Regions from separate parts of the Homo sapiens genome. Here region 2 is linked to region 1. A link is a contact called in ENCODE Hi-C or POLR2A ChIA-PET data. All regions are on one chromosome and are shown on one strand. Each heading gives the region's core, a stretch centred on a gene start or an enhancer-like site at or near the end of the contact. The rest is flanking DNA. Distances are from core to core; before and after follow the strand shown.

Region 1 (4,052 bases), core at 859-3,358:
TTTAGTTAATAAACATTTATTGAATGGTTGCAAGGTGCCAAGGCATTGTGCTAGTAAGCAAAATTTTGAACAAAACCAGAAAGGTCCATGCCCTTGTGAAGCCCACAGTCCAAGGGACAAGAGGGAAATAAACAGGCAAACACCTACCAGGAGACAGGTAACATAGTGGCATGGTGCATGGTGGGATGGTGACAGGGTGAGATGGTGGTGTGGTAACTTGATAACATAGTTCAGTATGACAGGGTGCATCATGACACAGTGGTACAGTAAGTAACATCTCACCATATCATGGTGAGATGGTGGCATGGTGATGTGGCATGGTGATATGGTGATGTGACATGATGGCATTGTGGCAAGATGTGATATGGTGGCATGGTGATATGGTGTCATGGTGATGTTGTGACATGGTGACATGGTGGTATCGTGGCATGGTGGCATAATGATGTGGTGATATGGTGGCATGATGGTGTGTGACGTGATATGGCATGATGATGTGGTGGCATGGTAACATGGTGGCATGATGATGTGGTGGCATGGTGGTGTGGTGAGGTGGTGACATGGGGACATTGCAGCATGGTGGCATGATGTCATGGTGGTATGGTGGCATGGTGGTGAGTTGATGTGTGGCATAGTGACATGGTGGAATGATGGCACGATGGTGTGGTAGCATGGTGACATGATGGCATGGGTGGCATGGTGGCGTGGTGACATGGTGGTGTGGTAATGGGGTAGCATGGTGGTATAGGGGCATAGTGGCATGGTGGCTTTAGGGCATGGTGGCTTGGTAACATGGTAGGTACGGTGATTCTAAAGAACCAAGCCCAGTTCAGGGTGGCCTGAACACAGGGTAGGTGAGAACTGAAATGGATCGAACACAGAGACCACACAGCACCACAGCCCATGAGGCCTAGGCAGAGGCTGTGTGGTCTTGATCACTAAGGCTCTGCCACTTCTTAGCTCAGCATCTGGCTCATAGTATAGGTCCTCAATAAATATTTATTGGATGAATAAATGAGTTACATTAAAATGGCCTAAAAAGAGAAAAAAAATCTCAAATAATTTTTACTTTATTAAAAATAGCAATGATAATATACGTCGATCTAGGTCTATAATGTGAAAGTAAATTAACAAAGACTAGGAAATAATCAAGTGCATAGGAAGAGATAAAGTGTAATAAATTTTAAGTCTTATGTAAAAAGGAGTCAAAATAATTGCTTTATTCTGGACTTAGATAATTAGAGAACACATTTAAATAGATATTTTAAAAATTAAAAGTATTCATTGGTATAATTTTTAAAAATACCATCGTACAAATAACATGAATATAAAAGAAAGCTACAGTAAAGTATACAATGGAAAGCCTAACAAAGCAAGATGAGAGGCATAAGGGTCAAGCATTTTCGTTATGATGATAAATGTTGGCAGTTTAAATTCCGCTATATCAAAGCAAAGTCTTATAATAGGAAGCAAAAATAGGATATGATACAAGAAATAAATATTAAGGAGAGCTCTTTTACAATTTAAAATAAAAGACTGGGGAAAGATAGACAGGAAAGTTCACATGACAGAGGAAACGATTATTTCAATATGAAGAAAATGTAGGCATCAACTCAAGGAGCCTTAAAGTGGCAATAAAAGTCATGTTGTGTTATGAAAGGTATTAGCAGTAAAAATGGTCCTTAGCCTTCATATGCTGAGAAACACAGTACTGGCACTGTATATTCACATTTTAAAAGTCAAGAAGAAATGATCAAAATACAACTATTAGGGAGAGTTTATCAGTACCACTACTCTATGGTAGATCAGGAAACAATGAAAAGAGAATTAGTTGCGTGTGGCTGCCATAACAAATTGCCACAAATGTGATGGTTTAAAATGACACATATTGACTGTCTCACAATTGTGCAGGTCAGAAGGCTGTAATCAGTTTCACTGGGCTGAAATGGAGATGTCAGTAGGGCCTCACCGTCTCCAGAGGCTCTGGGGAGGACCTGTTTTCCTGCCCTTTCTTGTCTTTTCTAGCTTGGAGCTGCATTCCTTACATTCCCTGGCTCCTGGCCCCTCCCTCCACCTTCAAAGCCAGCAGCATAGCATCCAGCTTCAGTGGTCACAAGGCCTTCTTCTTCTCTATCAAATCTCTCTCTGCCTCCCTCTTGTAAGAATACTTGTGATTTGCATTTAGGGCATACCTGGATAATCCAGGTGAGAAAAGAAAAATAGCTGAGAGCAGTCTGAACGATGTGGGCAGAACTTACCAGGCTCAGAGATACTTGAGCACAGGGCTTCAGTCTCACCCTGCCCTTCCACACCTATGCTGGGGGCAATTGTTTAAAAGCATTTCAGACCAGATGTCTCACCCTTATATCCTGTTCCTGGAATTAGTGATACAAAAGACAATGTATAGCCATTCAATAGACTATGTTATTTTAATGTAAATTGTTGGTGAACAGCTTAGGAACTGCCTCTCCTTCTTTTCTTTAAAATCCGACTTGTAACTGCTGTTAATTAGAATGTAGATTCAGGGCAATTAGGATCTATGCTCCTGGGTTGCAGTCCTCAAATTTGGCCCAAATAAACTCTCTACTTTTATTAATTTTGCCTCAGTTTTTTTTTCCTTTAAGTTGATTCAGGATAATCTTCCCATCTCAATACTGTTAATCACATCTGCAAAGTCTTGTCTTATAAAGTAATATCCAAAGGTTTGAGGGATTAGGACCTGTATATCTTAAGGGGCCACTGTTCAGCCTATCACAATGATAATGTAAGACTTAGAAAAGATAAAGATAAAGCTCGTACTAATAGGACTACTAATTTTTGAATGTCCATGGAACATTTACAAAAGTTGCATATATTTGCCTCTATAAAATCCTCAGAGCAAAACTTGTTATTCGTGAACATAATTTTCTAAAATTCAAGATTTATAATAAACATTTAGAAAGAATAACCCAATTAGTTAAGATATAACAAATAAAATAAAAGCCCTCTCAGATAACTAATAGGATATCAAATATTATTTCAGTATATTTAGAAAATTATTAAAAAGGAAGACACTATGTAACTAAGGCTTTCCAAGGTATTGGGAGAGGCCAATTATTAACCCTAAATGCTTTCATTTCCAAATGAAGAAGAAAAAAAATATATGTTATCCTTCAACGTAGGGAATTAGAAAGAACATAATATAGATGAAATCAGAAATTAATGACTTTTAAGATGATGGGATTAATAAGTGAAACAAAAAATGATTTATTTGCAAAGACAATAAATACCTCTGCCCAGTGTAGTCAAGGAATAGGGAAACTGTAGAAAAATAAACTTAGTGAAGGTCTTCGTTTCTCATTCCTATCAACACATTACAATGTTACTTTGGAGGCTCTGGACAGAAGACAAAAACAAGTAATATACATTTGATATGAAGAAGATAGAAGTATTACTATTTGCAGCCAGTATGATTGTATATAAACACCCCAGATTGTCAATCAAAATAACATATGGATTGTGGATAGAATTCAGTGGCTGATTCTGAAAGTAATATATAAAAAATCAGGTCTTTATAATGTCTATAACCACTTGGAAAACATACAAATAATTATAGATACTATTATTACACACCAAAAAATAAGTAATACCAATATTTACATAACATGTCTTGGATGATAAGACTATTTTGTATGATTAAATTTCCCAACTTACATAATTAAAATAATTCCAAACAAAGTCTCTATACTATTTTTGGGAAAACTTGTTAAAATAAATCCAAAGTTCATGTGGAAGAAAAAAGTGTTGAGAATAAATTTTAAATGTTTTGAAAGAAAGTATTATGAGGGGAAATGACTTTTCCAAATATTAAAAATGCCATAAAGCTGTGTTGATTTTTAGTTCATATAGCCCTATTATTAGAGAAGGAGTTTGAATATGTGATGAAGTTGGCAAAGGCAAATAGTATGAGAAGTCATGGATTATTTAATGGAAAATGCAGACACTGCTAGTTAGAGGGAAATGTGTTGGCTAATGAAACGTGTGGTGAAGCAACTTCCTAGAATATGTTAACTGGG
Region 2 (4,034 bases), core at 248-2,747, 180 kb before region 1:
TAGTGTTATTTTCTTACTCTGGAATTAGACTCGGCAAAAGTTAGAAACACCCGTATGAATGGGAGATAGAGGATGACCCCCGTGGCTTGGGATGTGTCCTGACAGGGACATTGTGTCATTGTTGCTAGACACAGCCAGGAGTAACTCAATATAAATGCAAAACTGGAGTTTTCTGGGGAAGGATAAAATAATAATAGAATTAAACTCACCATTTGATAAAACTGCAAGGGCTGTGTCTCAATTCCACCTGGCTTCCTGTCCCGGGCAGTGTGGAGGCAGAGTTCAAACTTAGGAATATTCAGAAACTGCTGAGCCAAAGGCCATGAATATTTATGAGGTGTCAGGGCTCGCCGGGTGCTGTCATGTTGGCTGGAGGAGCATGATGTGCCAGGTTTGGGTTGCTCTGCCCTCCGTCCCTGCATAATGAACTGAAGGGTGCCCTGACTTCAGCTTCTCCATCCGTCCATATGCTAAGCTAGCATTAATCCTTTCCCTGGGGCTTCATCTCATATCACTGAGTTTTTTTCCAAATGCCACCAGGGGGAAAGGTTGCATGGGCATCTCTGTCAGCTTCGTTTTTAACAAAATGACCATATTTGTGTTTTTAGCTGTCTTCTTTGTGGCCTAAGGAATTGCCTGAAGCATTCTCAGGGCCAGCCATAAGGCATGGGGCTGGGCTGGGCTGCGTTGGACAGAGATCCCTCATTCCATCTCCTCTTCTATCAGAGGAACTCCACATTTATCTGTTTTGCTTTTTGAGCTTCCCCACGAGGTTTTATTTCAAGAAGACCATCTGCTGCTACAAAAAGCTTGAGAACAATTGATTAAAAAAAAAAAAAAAACCCTATGATGGTGAAACTCTATGGGAAATTTATCAGACAATAAGTATTGACTTTACTATACACCAGGCACTTTTCTGTCACCGGAACGGAGCATCGAATAAAAGAGACAAAGATTCCTGCTTTCAAGGAGCTTACAATTTTAGTAAAGTAAAACATGATACCCTAAAAAATAATCATGGGGGGACATGTGGATGCGCCTGTCTTCTGGGCTTTCTTGGGCCTCCTAGATTGGATGTTAGCTTGGGGTCACTTTCACTCTTGGAGCATGTGTTTTCTTGCCCCTTCCTGTTATTTGATGACCTTAGGCTGCCCCACCCCCAGAAGTCCTGGAAGTCCTGGGAGTGTCCCTTGTGGACTCTGGCCCTCCTTCCCCAGGCACCCAGGTGCTTCTCTGACCCCTGTGGGCCCTTCCTGGGGTGAGGTGGTGGGGGCGGGTCACATATGGGAGCACAGCTGAGGGCTGCTTTGGGAAGAAGCAGGGATGAAGCCCCTCTCCCCGTCTGGCACCCCCAGGGTCTGACTGACTTGTGATGAGCACACCTCTTTTCATCTTGGCTCCAAGTCATTTCTCCCAGGATTTCAGCCAGATTCCATGGGCTGGATCAGGGTCACGTGGGCTGGACTCGGAGTGTGTCGTCCTCGGATGACTAAGGCTTTGTTCCGGCCTGACCTTGCCTGCCTGGCTCTCTTCCCTTGGGAAAATTCTCTTCCAAGAGGCTCGTCTGTCAATCCCCCCTCAGAATGGGCTTCAGCCGGGCAGTCTCACCAGTTTATCAGACAAGCCCTGTCTTGCCCCCATGTCACAGGTGCAGCTTTTCCTCATGACATGACCCCTCCCTACACAAGTCTTCTGCCCTTAACCTGAGGGGGAGTTTCTCTCCTCCCCACGTAGGCCACGAAGTGGAGCAGCTGCCCTCTCTTCACTTCACCTCCATGCTCCCAAACAACATTGTCGCTTTTAAGACAGTCACCACTGAGAACGCTGGGCAAGTCCCAGAGGCTTACGAAATTTTACAGAGCGCATCCTTAGACCTGCAGACTACGGGGGGAATAAAGCCTCTCCTTCAGTTTGCAGATGGAACTGAAAGAATTTCTACACAGTAAACAGATTCACCTGAACTGGCCGAGTCTCAGCAAGGTCTTATTGAATTCTAACACACAGTGTAACAGTCAAAAGTAATTCCGCTTTTACCTGGGCCTCTTGAAGGACAGTAAAGATGATCTAATCTTAGTCCCTGGCAGCTTTCCTTAAACCCACTGCACTCACCCTCCAGTGTTCTCAGACCGCACCCTCCCCTTCCCTGGTCCCCCAGCCTCAGCCCCGGTCTGCACATCGTGTTCCTCAAGCTTTCCTCCCCTCTTGGATTGGAGGATGGAAGGTTGGAAAAGCTCACATTAATACATTATGTTCCGGCTCATCCCTTTTTTAGTTTTATTTATTTATTTTTTGAGAGTCTGGCTCTGTTGCCCAGGCTGGAGTGCAGTGGCATGATCTGGGCTCATTGCAACTCTGGCTCGAGTGATCCTCCCACCTCAGCCTCCTAAGTAGCTGGGACCACAGACATGTGCTAGCATGCTCAGCTAATTTTTGTATTTTTTTAGAGATGGGGTTTCCCCATGTTGCCCAGGCTGGTCTCGAACTCCTGGACTCAAGTGATCCACCTGCCTCGACCTCCCAAAGCGCTGGGATTATAGGTGTGAGCCACTGTGCCCTGGTCCCTTTTAAAAATTCTTGGTGGAGCCAGTTCAAACTCCCAATGTCGCTCAATCTGGTTTCTCTCTCCTGTGAAGTCGCTTTCCTCTGCCACTGCAGCTCCAGAGGCCTGAGGACAAATGTCAAGGTCAAGGGTAGCAGAGCTGCTGTCTCGTGGCCCAGACTGACCTGCTGGCTTTCCCCTGGTCCTTGCCTTTCTTTCTTAAGGACAGTGGCTTGCGGGGGAGGTGGACTGGTAGGAACAAGTCAGATGTTGTTGGCACTTGTGTCTTGTTTCGTGCATGTGATGTCTTAAACAATTTTATTACATTCAAAGCAGTGCATTTTACATGAAAACCCAGGTTTCTGGCATGTCTTGAGAAGCTGGGACATTTGGTGACTCCGTGTCCCCAGGGAGCAGTCAGCTGAGAAGGTTCCCTTAGACCCAGTTTGTTTCTTCAGTTCACACAGTCCTGCTTGGCCCACGCGCTCCTTTTCCTGTCCAGCCCCTGCAGGCATTTGAGTTTTCAAGCTTGCCTTTGTTGTAATGGCTTTGGAATAGCTTGCATTATTTATAGTGCTCCCATTTAGTTTCTGTAGGCCACACACATTTTGACCCAAGTAAGAACTGTATACCCAGATATTAAGAGGGGCAGGGAGGAGATGAAGGTCTCCAATTGCCTACCCTTGTAATTCCTTACTGCTGGTTCAAGTCAGGGAGATTCTTCCAACAGTGCCCCTTCCTCAAAATGCAGGTGGCTGGGGAAGATGATGGCATGGCTTCTCTTGGACCAGGTCCTGGCTGCCCTGGACATCATTTCTGTTGCTTAGGTTGAGTCGTGGGTTCATGTGGGGTCTCGAACACCATCAGGCAATGGTGGTGAACCCCACCGCCCCTAAACGCGATGCAGCCTTCTTGGAGTGCTTTGCTCAGTCTCCTTCCACCTGAGCAAGGCAGCTCTCCACAGGCCCCTGCCCCGGCACTGGCATGCAAGAAGCAAAAAGAAAGCCTTCACAGCATTATTTCTTTCTAAGATTCAAGTGAAAGTCGGCACCTAATGGCTTTTGGCACAGTTGTTTCTTCTTTAGGGACACACATATTGTACAGTGGAATTCAAAACATTTCTATGGTTAGGTTGTGCTAAACAGTATAAAATTCTTCCACATTTTAAAAGAAGGCATAGCCCTTAGCTAAACCATGGATACTTCAATAGAATGTTTTAAAACTTTTTGTTTTTAAAAAAACTATAGATTCATAGGAATTGCAAGAACAGCGTAGAGCAGATTTGTGTGTGCTTTACCCAGTCTCCCCCAATACTAATATCTTATAGATTTGTAATATGCGACGGGAACTCATGTTAAAACCTAATCCCCCCTGTGAAAGTATTAAGGGGTGGGAAATCTGACTATGGTATTGGAGAGGTGGGACCTTTGGGAAGTGAGGATGGAGCATTAGTGGCTCTTTTATAAGAGGAGAAAGAGATACTTAAGCCAGCATG

The links. Hi-C counts contacts between places; a loop is a spot of excess contacts on that map. ChIA-PET counts read pairs that join two places held with the same protein, here RNA polymerase II (POLR2A). Pooled maps may share reads with other maps.
Region 2: a loop to region 1 is called in a map of HepG2, with 4 times the contacts of the local background. The contact joins two enhancer-like sites. A Hi-C loop is called at or near these places in 1 of 168 maps with a recorded cell type or tissue (HepG2) and 1 of 50 pooled maps. POLR2A ChIA-PET finds 5 or more read pairs at or near these places in 3 of 52 experiments (H1, HepG2 and activated CD4-positive, alpha-beta T cell).

The regions. Positions count from the first base shown.
Region 1 is chr2:234,684,632-234,688,683 of GRCh38, reverse strand. All of the region lies in intron 1 of LINC01173 (long intergenic non-protein coding RNA 1173), which reads right to left. Among named protein-coding and RNA genes, the nearest start is that of LINC01173, 4.0 kb to the right of the region's middle. RefSeq lists an enhancer at 203-828. Within about 2 kb of position 2,108, at least 3 of the 41 ENCODE cell types and tissues checked have a DNase peak (open chromatin) inside an H3K27ac peak, as active enhancers do.
Region 2 is chr2:234,860,999-234,865,032 of GRCh38, reverse strand. The region is part of intron 2 of LOC101927896 (a long non-coding RNA gene); the gene reads left to right. Among named protein-coding and RNA genes, the nearest start is that of SH3BP4, 89 kb to the left of the region's middle. RefSeq lists enhancers at 1,334-1,628, 1,475-2,047. Within about 2 kb of position 1,497, at least 9 of the 41 ENCODE cell types and tissues checked have a DNase peak (open chromatin) inside an H3K27ac peak, as active enhancers do.